2 separate regions of the Homo sapiens genome follow, and region 1 is linked to region 2. The links are chromatin contacts, found by POLR2A ChIA-PET in ENCODE. All regions are on one chromosome and are shown on one strand. The core of a region is the stretch at or near the end of the contact, and the rest is flanking DNA. Distances in the headings are between cores, read along the strand shown.

Region 1 (6,773 bases), core at 4,051-6,550, about 10 Mb after region 2:
TATATCCAAAGGCTATTTTCTGTTGCCAAAAAAAAAAACCCACAAACAAAATCAAACAACAAACCCTGAAGTTTGTTCCAAGGAAAAGTATACCAAACTGATATAGCTGTGTTTCATACCCCTTGTTTGGAAAGAGTGTCCAATTCTATTAGCATGTCAGGCCAATGCTGTGGCCACTCTCGCTTGATCATTTCCACTACAATTCGAGACAGAGCATCTTTAATATGGTTCTCCTCTTCCAAAATGTTCAATGTTCCCTGAAAAAGAACAAGAGATATTAAGAGATATGCAAGACTGGATTCCAGACTTCCAGAAAAAAGCTGGGCTGTAGAGTTGTAAAAAATTTATCAGCAGGCCTACTTTTAAACCAAACAGAACAAATGAACCTGTTCTTCAGCCTGAGTCACTTGTCCTGCATTCTTGCTAATCACTCTTCCGCTTAAAGCTTAAGTGAGGGTTGCATCACCTAAAAGGCTGTCATATCGAGAGCTAGGATGACATCATTATTCTTTACAAAATGAAAAGATTCTCATATTGATTGTTTCAGTTTGCAGAAGGCCAGGGAGGAAGAGTATAGAAATAAGGAGTATAGTGAGTAGCTGGTAAAATGGAAGGGTATGAAGGGGCAAATGAATATTTTACCAATAGTTCTAACACTAGAAGACGCAGAAGTATTAGAAGATCCCATCTCTCATGTCTGTTATTTAAAAAAAACCAAGAAAGAAAAAAGGCTACAATTTTGAACATGTTTAAAGTCATATTCTGTTTTGTGTTTAAAGAGACAGTCATCCAGTCATCACACCTGTAATCTCAGCATTTTGGAAAGCCAAGGTGGGAGGATTGCTTGAGGCCAGGGGTTTGAGACCAGACTAGCCTGGGAAACACAGTGAGACCCTGTCTCTCTAAAAACCAAAAACAAAATTAGCTGGGCATGGTACCACATGCCTATAATCCCAGCTACTTGGGAGGCTAAGGCGAGAAGATCACTTGAGCCCAGGAGTTCGAGGCTGCAGTGAGCTATGATCATGCTAATGCAATCCAGCCGGAGCAACAGAGACTCTGTCTCAAAAAAAAAAAAAAGTCATATTCTAATACTTGAAACAAATTCATTCTGCATACTTAAAATTCTGCATGTTTTTCATCATTAGTATCACATAGTAGTTGTTTGGAATAAAAGAAAATAGTGTTTCAATCTAATTTAGATCTAAGAATCTTATTGATTTGTTGAAAATATTTAATCCCCTCTGCCCTGTCTTTATAATTTAAAAAATAGAAGTCAATACATAAGCATGATTAATTAAACCTAGTAAGAGACATATGCTGAATTATGCTTTCTGCTTTTGTTTTGTTTTGTTTTTGAGATAGGGTCTTGCTCTGTTGCACAGGCTGGAGTGCCATGGCACCATCACAGCTCACTGCAGCCTGGACCTCCTGGGCTCAGAAAATCCTCCCACCTCAGCCTCCTGAGTAGCTGGGCCACAGGCATGCGCCACCACGCTCAGCTAATTTTTGCATTTTTGGTAGAGATGGGGTCTCACTGCATTGCCCAAGCTGCTCTCGAATTCTTAGATGCAGGTGATCCTCTTACCTTGGCTTCCCAAAGCGCTAGAATTACAGGTGTGAGTCACTGTGCCTGGCCTAAATTATGATTTCTTGTGCTGTCTGACCTATTTAGAAGCAGTGAATTTTTACACAAACTCCCTATTGAAGAAGTCACGCTTTGCCTAAACTACCTTGGAAACATGTCTCCCAACCACCCATTCCTTACATTTGCAATCAGCTCCATGACACTGTTCTTCAGATACACCTTCTCCAATCGAGACATGCCGTTCCACCGAAACCTGACCACCAAAATGCATAAAGTCAATAGAACCACTTTAGAAGTCTTGTCTTTACAAGAGAATAGCATGGATTTCTACATTTGATTACACTGGAGATTTCATTAAGAAATTATACTTTTGATTTTGTACCTGTCAATGAATGGGCAAAAATGATCTACATTTAACCAAAATACTAACACAAAAATTCTTGGGAAAAGGTTTTATATATGCAGTGGTCCATTAACTGGAATCCGCACAAGATTTGTACCACACGTCAGCTTTGCCTCATGATTTTATTGATGGGCCAAAAGTGAATATACATCTAGGTCAACTGCAACAATGTACTTGCTTTTCAGAAAATGCAGTTTTGACATCAGTCATTTTCTGTGCTGGCTTACAAAACAATTCTGGAAAAACTATGGCTAAGTCTTAAAGGCTACCTCTTCTGATAGGTGTTGAGGGTAGGACAATCAAGTTAGGATGGGTTTTCAGTTATTCTCATACAATCCTGCTTTGGATGTACCACCCAGAGAAGGCACACAAACTCAGAAAGACAGAGAGAAAAAAGAAAGCCACAGTGCCTAATCAGAGATTCATTGACCTATACATTGCATTACTCTAAAAAGGCTTCGAGGGCTAATGACATATAGTCAGAGCTCAGTAAGTATTGGCTAAATGGCAGGTAATATTTGTTGAATGGGTAATATGTACCACACACTTTACATGGATGAAGAAACTGAAGAAAAGAAAGGTTAAATCTTGAATGAGAGCTCCTGTGAGGTTCTGATAACATCTAGGGGATCATTCCTCTCTTCTTGGAGATTGCTCTTCTCTACTCACCTAAACAGCATCTCTATAGGTTATATAAGATATAAAGATCTGTTCTCTCAGACTTCAGTGGTAATGTCCAAGAGCTCCTTACTTGACAACGTGTTCCAGGATCTGAAGGCCAAAATGTCTGACGATGGCAACTTGTGTTTTCTCAGCCAACCTCAAGCCACAGGGGACACAGATAGGACACTTTTCTTTAAACTCCTCACAAAACTGAAAGAAGAAAAGTTAGTGTTTCCTTTCGAGGGCTGAGAGAATAGGGACTAAAAGAATTTCATCTTAAGAAACTCCAACCAGGGCCGGGTGCGGTGGCTCACACCTGTCCCAGCACTCTGGGAGGCTGAGATGGGTGGACTACTTGAGTCTAGGAGTCTGAGACTAGCCTAGGCAACATGGCGAAACCCCATCTCTATTAAATATATATATATATATATATTTTTTTTTTTTTTTTTTGAGACGGAGTCTCACTCTGTCGCCCAGGCTGGAATGCAATGGCATGATCTCGGCTCACTGCAACCTCTGCTTCCCAGGTTCAAGCAGTTCTCCTGCCTCAGCCTCCTGAGCCCATGTAGCTGGGACTACAAGTGCACGCCACCACACCCAGCTAATTTTTGTATTTTTAGTAGAAACAAGGTTTCATCATGTTGACCAGGCTGGTCTTGAACTCCTGACCTCAGGTGACCCACCTGCCTTGGCCTCCCAAAGTGCTGGGATTACAGGCGTGAGCCACTGTGCCCGGCCCACTAAAAATATTTTTTTAAATTAGCCGGGCATGGTGGCAGGTGCCTGTAATCCCAGCTACTCAGGAGGCTGAAGTGGTAGGAGAATCACTTGAGCTCGAGAAATCAAGGCTGAAGTGAGCCGAGATCTCACCACTGCACGCCAGCCTGGACAACCAGAGTGAGACCCTACTCAAAAAGAAACTCCAACCTAAGCTATATGTTTAAAGTTGCAAAACCTAGATCAATATTATGTGGATCTCCAAGCACAGTTGCTTTAAAAATATATATTTAATATAAAAATAAAAATATAAAATATATAAAAGTTACACATATATAACATTTCCTCCAAGTGGTGTTCACTCTATTTTATGTGTATATATTATATATATATTATGAATAAAGAACTGATAAACATTCCTTCCAGCGTGATGGTTCCAGATTTTTTCCATGCTACGGCCAACAGTAGCCCTACTAGTGTTGGAAAAAAATGGACACAAAGGAATAAGAAATTATTTGTTAGAGACATCCCCCTGACGTACATAGGGGTGAAATAACAATTTCTAGGGTTTCTTTTAAAAACCTTCGAGGCAGGGAGAGAGGATAGGCGGTGGAAAAAGTAAATGCGGTAAAATCTTTGATTGCTGAATTTAGGTGACAGGAACATGCAGAATCACTGTCGTATTCTCTCCACTTTTGTGTCTATTTTAAATATTAATAATAAAAACCAAACTAATGGAACCCAATTGTTTCTGATTCCAAACCCTGTGGCAGACATCTACATATTGTAACATTTCCTCCAAGTGGTGGTCACTCTCTTTTTTGAAGTTAACATCACTTTAAAAATGTACAGCACAAGTATTTTCTCCTAAATGGCCATTTCTCACAGCCCACACACGTTGTTTTATGGGCAAGTAAGCTTGAATTGTATTAACACCCCCAAACTGCAACATAAGTCAGTCCCAAGAGCAGAGCATTCGGGTCTCACGCAAACTACTTTCAGGAAACCAAAGTGCCCTTGTTAAAATGCAAAGTAAGTGGTAGAAGTTATCTTTGCGCAAAATAGCCTAAAAATATTACACTCAAAAACATGGGAGAAGTAGGGGTGCGAGAATTTCCCCGGAAAATGTCCAAGACACAAACGAAAGTTAGCGAGATGTTAAAGCATATAAGCATAAGGGTACCAGAGGGGCTGGAGCTCGGTCAGGGCCAGGGGAGTGGGCCAGCAGGAAAACGTTTAGTGCAGGAGAGACCATAAAGAACGAAGCTGGTGTTGGGGGCGGGATCTACACGTGCGCCTCGGGAAGGCGAGGGGATGTCGGGCTTGGGGAATGAAAATGGGCGAGGGTCATGTTGCGGACAAGAGTGCACAGAAGCGAGGAAAGGGGGAGGAGAGGGCTGTGGGAAGCTGCGGCGAGATGAGAAGCAGCATAGGGACCGGAGTGTCCCAGGCAAAGGACAGGAGCGGCGAGTAGAGAAGGCGGCGATTTGGGAGAGGCGCGGAGGGCCGCGAGGGGAAGGTCCCGGGGAGTTGGGAAAGGAGGTCCAGGGGCCGCGTGGGCGGGAGACTACCCCAGTTACAGGCGGCGCCGGAGCTGCTGGGGCTGGGAGAGGGTGTCGGGACCGGCCCAGGACGCCAGGACCCCAGCTACCTTGAGGGCTTCCAGCCGGTAGCGCTGGGTGGAGTTGGGGTCCATCATGACCGTCACCGCTTTCACCAGCTGCTCGCACAGCGCGTTTACTTGATCCATCGCCATGCCTAGCGCCACGCGCCGAGAGCGCACACCACTGCAGTCCCGGGACCACGAGGCACGACAGCTCCCTCGGCGAGACCACCCGTTGGTACCGGGCCGCGGCGGGCGGCGGGGGTGGGAAGCTGGAGGAGGAGCGTTAGCAGCAACTCGCGCTGGGAAGAAGCCGGCGCTGCGCACGCGCCCGGCCCGCCACTGCGCACGCGCCCGCGGAAGTGGCGGCTCCCGTGTGCAGGTTGAGCCTAGGTGGGCGGGGCGGGAGGCGGAAGGGCCGCGGTGCGCAGCCGCGTCAACGGCCCTTCGCAGCGGGCGCGCTGTCAGACCTCAGTCTGGCGGCTGCATTGCTGGGCGCGCCGCTCTCGTCTGATCCCTGCTGGGGACGGTTGCCCGGGCAGGATCCTTTACGATCCCTTCTCGGTTTCTCCGTCGTCACAGGGAATAAATCTCGCTCGAAACTCACTGGACCGCTCCTAGAAAGGCGAAAAGATATTCAGGAGCCCTTCCATTTTCCTTCCAGTAGGCACCGAACCCAGCATTTTCGGCAACCGCTGCTGGCAGTTTTGCCAGGTGTTTGTTACCTTGGTAAGAAAATTTAGAACCGTTCGCTGTCACTGTGTTCAGACTTTCTATGTTGCCTTGGCTATTGGTTTTATAATGTAGCAGTGACTGGGCCAAGGTTGCGTGAAATATAAATCATGCTAACAGGGATAAGGCCCTGGTACTGTCTTCTAAGATTTTTCTTGTAGAAAAAAGTATGTTTTTCCCTGTAGTTGTTAAACCTCTCTCTTGGAATTACTTTCCTGGATGTATTATTACCTGGTGGGCACTAAACTTGTTTTGTGCGGATTGGGGTAACTCGAGATGTTTAAAGGGAATAATTGCAATCAGTGAAGGTTTGTGCAGTTTTGATAATTGGCCAAGTGCTATGTATAAGGTTTCAAAGTAGTGTAATCCTTATCCAAAAGCATGGCTTGGGCAGAAAGTCTTCTTCATTTTCCATCTTTATAAAGCTCTTGGCCGGGCGCGGTGGCTCACGCCTGTAATCCCAGCACTTTGGGAGGCGGAGGCGGGCGGATCACCTGAGGTCAGGAGTTCGAGACCAGCCTCACCAACATGGTGAAACCCCGTTTCTACTAAACATACAAAAATTATGTTTGCATTTTTAGTATTTTTATACAGGCGTGGCGGTGCGCGCCTGTAATCCCAGCTACTCGGGAGGCTGAGGTGGGAGAATCGCTTGAACCCGGGAGGCGGAGGTTCAGTGAGCCGAGATCGCGCCTTTGCACTCCAGCCTGGGCGACAGAGCGAAACTCCGTCTCAAAAATAAATAAATAAAGCTCTTGCTTTCTCCAGTAAATACATAAACGGAAAACCTCAACAGCTTTATTATCTGTTAAAGTCTGCATGTCTGTTTTTGTGATTGTGTGCTTAGTAAATTGTGTGCTGAACATAAATCACTGCTTCCTATTCTTGCTCCACTTCTGGTATTTGGATCTAATATGGTGCTTAGCCTGTGTTTTTTTGTGTTACAATACTATTTGTTGGCTCAGTCTGTTCCAGTACTACTGAAAAGCCACTTCAAAGTAGAGGGACTTCTGGCATGTTATAGTTTTAACTTGTAAATGTTTAAAGTATCACATTCTGCCTGTTTT
Region 2 (6,971 bases), core at 928-3,427:
TCCTCATCTTATGGCCCTCAGGAGGGAGAGGACATGTTGGAAGATCTGTTCTCCACTCTGACCAACTCTTTTCTTCCCTCAGAGCGTTCTACCAAGGAGAAGCAGAGCTCAGAGGAAGAAGAAAAGGAAACAAGAGGGGTTCAGAAGAGGCGAGGAGGGAGCACAGTACCCAAAGATGGGCCAGTGAGACCTCAGAACGCTGAAGAAGAAAAAAGAGGCTTAGGTAAGGGCCAGAGTTGGTGATAAATTTGGGCAAGGGACATCATCACAAATCACATGGAATATGTGCTGTGGGTAATGGCAGGTATCTGAGAAACACTAAAGGACTGGGTGTAAAGTGGTCTCTGAGGGGAGGTGTGAGAATAGCTGACCAAGACTGGAACAAGTGGTGATGGAAGCCTCTGATCATTTTCTCTTCTTGTCCTGTACAAGACCTGCGTGTGTCGGGGTACCTGAATCTGGCTGCTGACTTGGCACACAACTTCACTGATGGTCTGGCCATTGGGGCTTCCTTTCGAGGGGGCCGGGGACTAGGGATCCTGACCACAATGACTGTCCTGCTACATGAAGTGCCCCACGAGGTCGGAGACTTTGCCATCTTGGTCCAGTCTGGCTGCAGCAAAAAGCAGGTTGGTGATGTCTGCCAAACACAGCTGCCTCAAACCCTTTATCTCTCCTCACTCACCCTAAACCCAAACAGCCTCTTATTAGTTCCAAACAATTCATACTGTCATTGACAAGTCCTCTAGAAATGAGGGGGAAGAAGTTCTGGTTACTTTGTCCTTTAGCTCAGTATTTCTTAAACTGGTCTATAAACCATCTGAATGGTTTAGTGGAGTCTTACACACACACGCCTACTCAATCAGAAAGTCTGTGGAAAGGACCTCTGATCTCTTAAGATTTTTCAGAAATTGTCTATTCTAGACTGCTCCCTCTTCTCTTTTTATTTTGATGTTTAGTTTCCAAATCCATGTCCCCTATACCTATACCCCACCAGCCACTTCTAAACCACTGATAATCTTTAGCTATTGGTGAGTGCCTTTTTCTCTTTTCTGCCCATCAGGCGATGCGTCTGCAACTACTGACAGCAGTAGGGGCACTGGCAGGCACAGCCTGTGCCCTTCTCACTGAAGGAGGAGCAGTGGGCAGTGAAATTGCAGGTGGTGCAGGTCCTGGCTGGGTCCTGCCATTTACTGCAGGTGGCTTTATCTACGTAGCAACAGTGTCTGTGTTGCCCGAGCTGCTGAGGGAGGCATCACCATTGCAATCACTTCTGGAGGTGCTGGGGCTGCTGGGGGGAGTTATCATGATGGTGCTGATTGCCCACCTTGAGTGAGGGGTGGATAAACTACCCCTGCCCCAAACCTCTACCCCTAACTCCAGGTCAGGGGTGCGTAGAGGTTGGGGGCCCTGGCCAGGGACATCTGCCAAAGGAAGGAACTGTAGCCTGGGAGAATGGTTACTTTGGCATTAGGGCCTTCAAGGGCTGGCAGTCTTACAGAGGCTGGAGCGGTGAGAATGAGAGGCCAGAGGGACCATAGTGTTGGGCACTGTCTGACCATGTTGCATTTGGAAGGCTAAATGGGGCCATGAAGAAGGCTGGAAGGGACAGGGGGTGATGGCAGCCTACCTGGTGTCCCCTACCCCACCTGTTCTCGGAGAACCAAGTTGCTACACAGGAAGTTCTCCAAGGTCCAGTTTCCTTTCTCCCACCAGTTGGTGGAGGCTTCAGGGAAGACCAGAGTCCTGGACAGAGAGGGTAACAGGAGGAGTCGGGGATAAACATCAAACATCAATCGTGTGTCCTGATTTGGGAGTGATTGGGGGGATGGGGTGGGAGAGGGTTAGTTGGTATTCTCATGGCCTGATTTTTTTTGTTTCTATTCCTTTTATATCACTGTGTTTGAATCGAGGGGGAGGGGTGGTAACCGGAAATAAAGACCTCCGATCTTCCGCCCCACATGCAGTCTTTGTCTTTTTGGGGGGAATGGGGCCCCTTGTCTTCTCCACACCCGGGGCCCCTAAGCAGCAGTGTCGGGCCACGCCCCCTCGGTGGGAGGTCGGCCTGCGCTGGTGGCCGCAGATGGCCTAAGGCTGGCGGGCCTTTGATTGGCCCCGGCTTTGCCCTTGCCACGCCCCTCTGCGCTGGGATTGGCTTAGTGCTGGGATTCCCACCCACCCACAGCCCGCCATGGCGTCTCAGCTCCAGAACCGACTCCGCTCCGCACTGGCCTTGGTCACAGGTTGAGGGGGTTCTTTCCCCGGGCGGTTTGGGGTATTGGAGTGAGGTCAGGGGCGTGCCCTTGGAGTGCGCGGCCGCTGTGACCTCTGGCCCCTTACCCACATTTTACTTTCTGCCCTGTGACCTCTGATCCCTGCCCTCTCCTCCCCGTGCCCGGTCCGGCGTGTTCTGTCCTACCTCAGGTGCGGGGAGCGGCATCGGCCGAGCGGTCAGTGTACGCCTGGCCGGAGAGGGGGCCACCGTAGCTGCCTGCGACCTGGACCGGGCAGCGGCACAGGAGACGGTGCGGCTGCTGGGCGGGCCAGGGAGCAAGGAGGGGCCGCCCCGAGGGAACCATGCTGCCTTCCAGGCTGACGTGTCTGAGGCCAGGGCCGCCAGGTGCCTGCTGGAACAAGTGCAGGTGAACGCTAGGCCACTTTCCCCCTCTAAAGCTCTGATATTGCCTCCACTGCCCCGGCTTTTTGTGGGGGGTTTTTGATGCGTAACCTCCCCCTCCCATAGGCCTGCTTTTCTCGCCCACCATCTGTCGTTGTGTCCTGTGCGGGCATCACCCAGGATGAGTTTCTGCTGCACATGTCTGAGGATGACTGGGACAAAGTCATAGCTGTCAACCTCAAGGTGGCGATCTCTGAACCTGCGACGTTTGGCCCCCTTAGCCTGGGGAGGGAGTTGGAGGAGGGCTGTCACCCCAGCTGATCTTTTCTCCCTTGTTACCCTTTCCCGCCAGGGCACCTTCCTAGTCACTCAGGCTGCAGCACAAGCCCTGGTGTCCAATGGTTGTCGTGGTTCCATCATCAACATCAGTAGCATCGTAGGAAAGGTCAGGTTGAGTTGGACGAGGTCAGCCAGCCAAGTGGTATAGAGAGGAGAACCCCTCCTTGAGACTCCTGACTCATTCCACATCTCTGACTCACCTATAGGTGGGGAACGTGGGGCAGACAAACTATGCAGCATCCAAGGCTGGAGTGATTGGGCTGACCCAGACCGCAGCCCGGGAGCTTGGACGGTTGGTCAGATGCTTGAGGGTGCTGGGGAGCACCTGGGGGGTCTGAGGGAGGTACCAGCATTCAGCCCTCTCCAGAATCGGCAGCCACTCTCCTTCCCACAGACATGGGATCCGCTGTAACTCTGTCCTCCCAGGGTTCATTGCAACACCCATGACACAGAAAGTGCCACAGAAAGTGGTGGACAAGGTAGGAGGCTGTGGGTGGAGGGCAGAATCATTCAGAGACTCAATCTCTCTGGGCTTCACAGAGAGAGAGAGAGAGAGAGAGAGAGAATACTGGGCACAGTTCCTGGCAAACATTAAATATTCAATGAATGTATGAGAAATGAAGACAAAAAAGGGTCACAGACTCAGTCTTCAAAAAAATCCATAAAAGAAGCTTTCACCCACATGAGTATTTCCTTACAGATTACTGAAATGATCCCGATGGGACACTTGGGGGACCCTGAGGGTGAGCACTGAATGTAGTGGGGTCCCTGGGAAGGGGGCCTGAATGAAGAGATCCCCAAAGTTTGGGGATTTTCTAGGGGACTGGTGGTTGGTGTCTGTGGAGAGGTTTGTGGGGAGGGATGTCTTTGGTGGGAGATTATGGCTGTTTTGGGTCTATGGGAGTGAGCAGAATTCTGCCCTCTCCCCACCATTCTCATAGATGTGGCAGATGTGGTCGCATTCTTGGCATCTGAAGATAGTGGATACATCACAGGGACCTCAGTGGAAGTCACTGGTATGAGGCCAGCATGGGGAGGGAGAGGGCAGAGAAGTAGAACCCAGACTATATGAGAAAGCAAGTAAGGGGAGTCTGGAGCCACTGGGAAGGGCAGAGGTTCCCAAGGCCAGGGACAGAAGTGGGTACCCCCTAGCCCATTTGTGTCTCCACCCATGCATCTGTCCAAATGTTTCTGCCCCTCCCAGGAGGTCTTTTCATGTAACTGCCTCAAGGACCCTGGACTCTGCTCACCCCCCCACCACTCTGCCTGGCCTCCTGCTGATGAGGACTCTAAGTTCCCAGGATACAAAAGGGGTGGCAGTGTATGGTTCAGGAATGCTGAATATGGGAAGCAGGGGTGCTTGTGACCCTAATAAATTCCAAGTCCTCTTCCCTGCCACCTCCGGCTCTTCTTGTGTCCAAGCCCTCAGACCCTTCCCCACCTCCCCCTCCTTTCCCTTTCCCGAAGGATTGTTCCCTTTCTCTGCCTGGTCTCCCAGGGCAACCCCCGCCGCCGGGTGTGAGAGGAAAGAGTATGTGTCACTGTGTATGCGTGACACTCCGGGTCTTTTTGAAGGGAGGGGTTCGTGCGTCACCCCTTTCCACTGGTTCTGCAGCACCAGTCCCCTCCCCCCAACTCCCTGGGTTCTTATGGTCCCCAAGGGTGATTTGTTCATGGCCCCATCTTGGTGTCCAGTCTGGCCTTGAAAGGGGGTCTTGGAACAGGTGGCCCTCCCCCACCCCTCTCCTTTCTCTGAGTCCCCCCCTCCCCTTTCTCTCCACCTTACAATAGCTGCAGCCGGCCTGGGGTCGGATGGGGGGGATTAGGGGAGGGGGCCAGGATTAGGGGAATGAACCAGCCGATGAAAGGGGCTGGAGAGAGCAGGAGGGAGGGGGCTGGGAAGAGGAGGAGGAAGGGGAGGGGGGTCTGCGCTAATCGACTCTGGCGCCCACATAAGGACTGGCCACGGACTGAAGGAGAGGACAGGGAAGTAGGGGGGAACTGGGGTGGGGGGCGAGGGCACCCACTGCTGCCTTGTCCCAGGGACAGGCCACCCCCTGGCAGCCGCAGCCCAAGTCCGGGAGCCTCAGCTCGGGCGGGGACAAGATGCCCATCAGGGTCTCTAACTGCCCCCCACCCCCTCGCCCTGTATCCCTCTCATTCCCTACACTCAATGGGGATCGCTCTGCCCCTTCCTCTTCTCTTTCCTCCCCATCCCCTTCGTTTACTCTAGAGTCCTCGAAGAGGCTTCTGCCCACTTCCCACTCCAGACATTCTGCCCCTGTGTACCCCACCCACACGCGCACCCCCCCTTCCCAATGGGAGCTCCATCTTGTGTATGTCCCTGTTTCCGCGTGGTGTCTCCATTCCCCCTTTCCTCCCGTGCGCCTCCCTCCCTTCCCCGCCCCGGGCCGCGGCTCCTGATTGTCCAAACGCAATTCTCGAGTCTATGGCTCCGGCCGAGAGTTGAGTCTGGACGTCCCGAGCCGCCGCCCCCAAACCTCGAGCGGGAGAGCGGGTCGGAGGGTCTAGGGAGAGCCAAAGCAGAGGGTGGAGGGAGTCCCCAGGGTGGTAAGGGGAATCCCGGGCACATCGGGACCTAGGTGTGTTCTCAGGACTAGAAGGCTAAAGCGGCAGATCTTTTGCAGCCTTTTCCCCCGGGATCCTGGAATGGGGGTTACGGAGAAGTGAGGGGGGTTGATCCCCAGAGTCGCCAGGGTACGCAGAGTGGGGGAGGTAGCCCTTTTCACGAGCCCTCTGTCCCCTCCTGGGGTCCCAGATATTCCAGGCCCCGGCCCCCCGGAGCTGAGGCCCCGCGTGGGGGCCTCTGGAAGGGAACCGAGGCTAAGGTTGTTGGCCGCGCGACGGTGCTGGGCCGGGGGCGGAGACCGTGGTTCCCTAAGTGGCGCAGAACTCCCGGGACGCAGGATCCTCACGCGGGACGAGCCCGTCCCGTGGGCGGGAGAACCGCGGCGTCCACGTCCCGTCCCACCCGCGCCGCGAATGGTGGGTGACGTCTCCGCCGGCGGGGGGAGCGGGTGTAGCGGAGGAGCAGGCGGAAGTGACGTAGGGCCCCAGCGCCCGGGCCATGGCGGCGGCGGTGGCGGGAGCTGCTGTCTGAGCAGCGGTTGCGGACCGAGCGAACTTGGCCCAGGAGCCCGGGCCTAGGGAGAGGCGCGGCGGCGGCGGGAGCGCGAACGGCTGGAGCTGGGTGAGGGGCAGTGCCGGCGCGGGGGCGGGAGCGGGGGCGGAGAGGGGCGCTTCTGGAGGGGCGGGGTCTACGCGAGGGGCGGCCCCCCTGACGCCCTCCTCCCCTTCCCCCCACCCCCAGCCTTCTTCGCCTTCTCCTCGGCTGTGGAGCCCTGGTGGGGGGTCTGCGCCCGGTCACCATGACGACGCCGGCGAATGCCCAGAATGCCAGCAAAACGTGGGAACTGAGTCTGTATGAGCTGCACCGGACCCCGCAGGTGACAGGCATTCTCCCTTTCAGGCTTACCCCCTCCCCCAAACCCTTATATCCACAGACCGCATCACACAGCTTCTTTTCCGTAATTTGCTCTATTCTGCCTTGCCTGGCCCTACCTTTGAATCACCTTAATCTTTCCAAAGCACTTTCGCATTTAGCTCATTTAATCCTCAAAACAGCCCTGCCAGAGAGGTGGAACAAGTATTATTATCTTCATTTGAAAGATCACAAACACAAAAATTACCTTCCCTGTTCCTCATTCAGTGTCATAAGTCAGTGCACATAAGACTCACTTTGGGAGTTTATTAAAAGCAGAGCTTCATGCCCCCCAACATTCTGATTCAGTAGTGAATTGGGTTCTCAGAATCTGAATTTTTAACAGGCACCCTATGGGGTTCTAATACAGGTAGCACCAGGACTTTAAAAAATTTTGTTGAATAGTTTTTCCCAACCACAGATTTGTGCCATCTTCACTCCTAGGCCACTTAGCCACCTCAGATCCTCCTATTCCAAAGCTCCTACTCTTAGTTAATGGACACTAAAGTCTGT

Evidence for each region. ChIA-PET counts read pairs that join two places held with the same protein, here RNA polymerase II (POLR2A).
Region 1: POLR2A ChIA-PET joins it to region 2 with 10 read pairs in activated T-cell. The contact joins the promoter of XPO5 here to the promoter of HSD17B8 in region 2. POLR2A ChIA-PET finds 5 or more read pairs at or near these places in 2 of 52 experiments (BJ and activated T-cell).

What each region holds. Positions count from the first base shown.
Region 1 is chr6:43,570,738-43,577,510 of GRCh38, forward strand. XPO5 (exportin 5) reads right to left here and starts at 5,301. Exons shown (of 32, transcript NM_020750.3): 1 at 5,023-5,301; 2 at 2,743-2,864; 3 at 1,769-1,841; 4 at 120-257. The coding sequence starts at 5,127. POLH (DNA polymerase eta) reads left to right here and starts at 5,448. Exons shown (of 11, transcript NM_006502.3): 1 at 5,448-5,703. RefSeq lists enhancers at 579-628, 5,468-5,717 and a silencer at 5,248-5,447.
Region 2 is chr6:33,202,478-33,209,448 of GRCh38, forward strand. HSD17B8 (hydroxysteroid 17-beta dehydrogenase 8) reads left to right here and starts at 2,178. Exons shown (of 9, transcript NM_014234.5): 1 at 2,178-2,243; 2 at 2,425-2,642; 3 at 2,744-2,860; 4 at 2,970-3,062; 5 at 3,163-3,248; 6 at 3,351-3,435; 7 at 3,657-3,699; 8 at 3,898-3,972; 9 at 4,161-4,354. The coding sequence starts at 2,192. The coding sequence ends at 4,177. SLC39A7 (solute carrier family 39 member 7) reads left to right here. Exons shown (of 7, transcript NM_006979.3): 5 at 83-223; 6 at 433-629; 7 at 1,064-1,960. The coding sequence ends at 1,336. RING1 (ring finger protein 1) reads left to right here and starts at 6,023. Exons shown (of 7, transcript NM_002931.4): 1 at 6,023-6,167; 2 at 6,288-6,423. The coding sequence starts at 6,346. It overlaps MIR219A1 (microRNA 219a-1), which reads left to right and starts at 5,358; the gene lies at 5,358-5,467. RefSeq lists enhancers at 2,008-2,890, 2,891-3,771.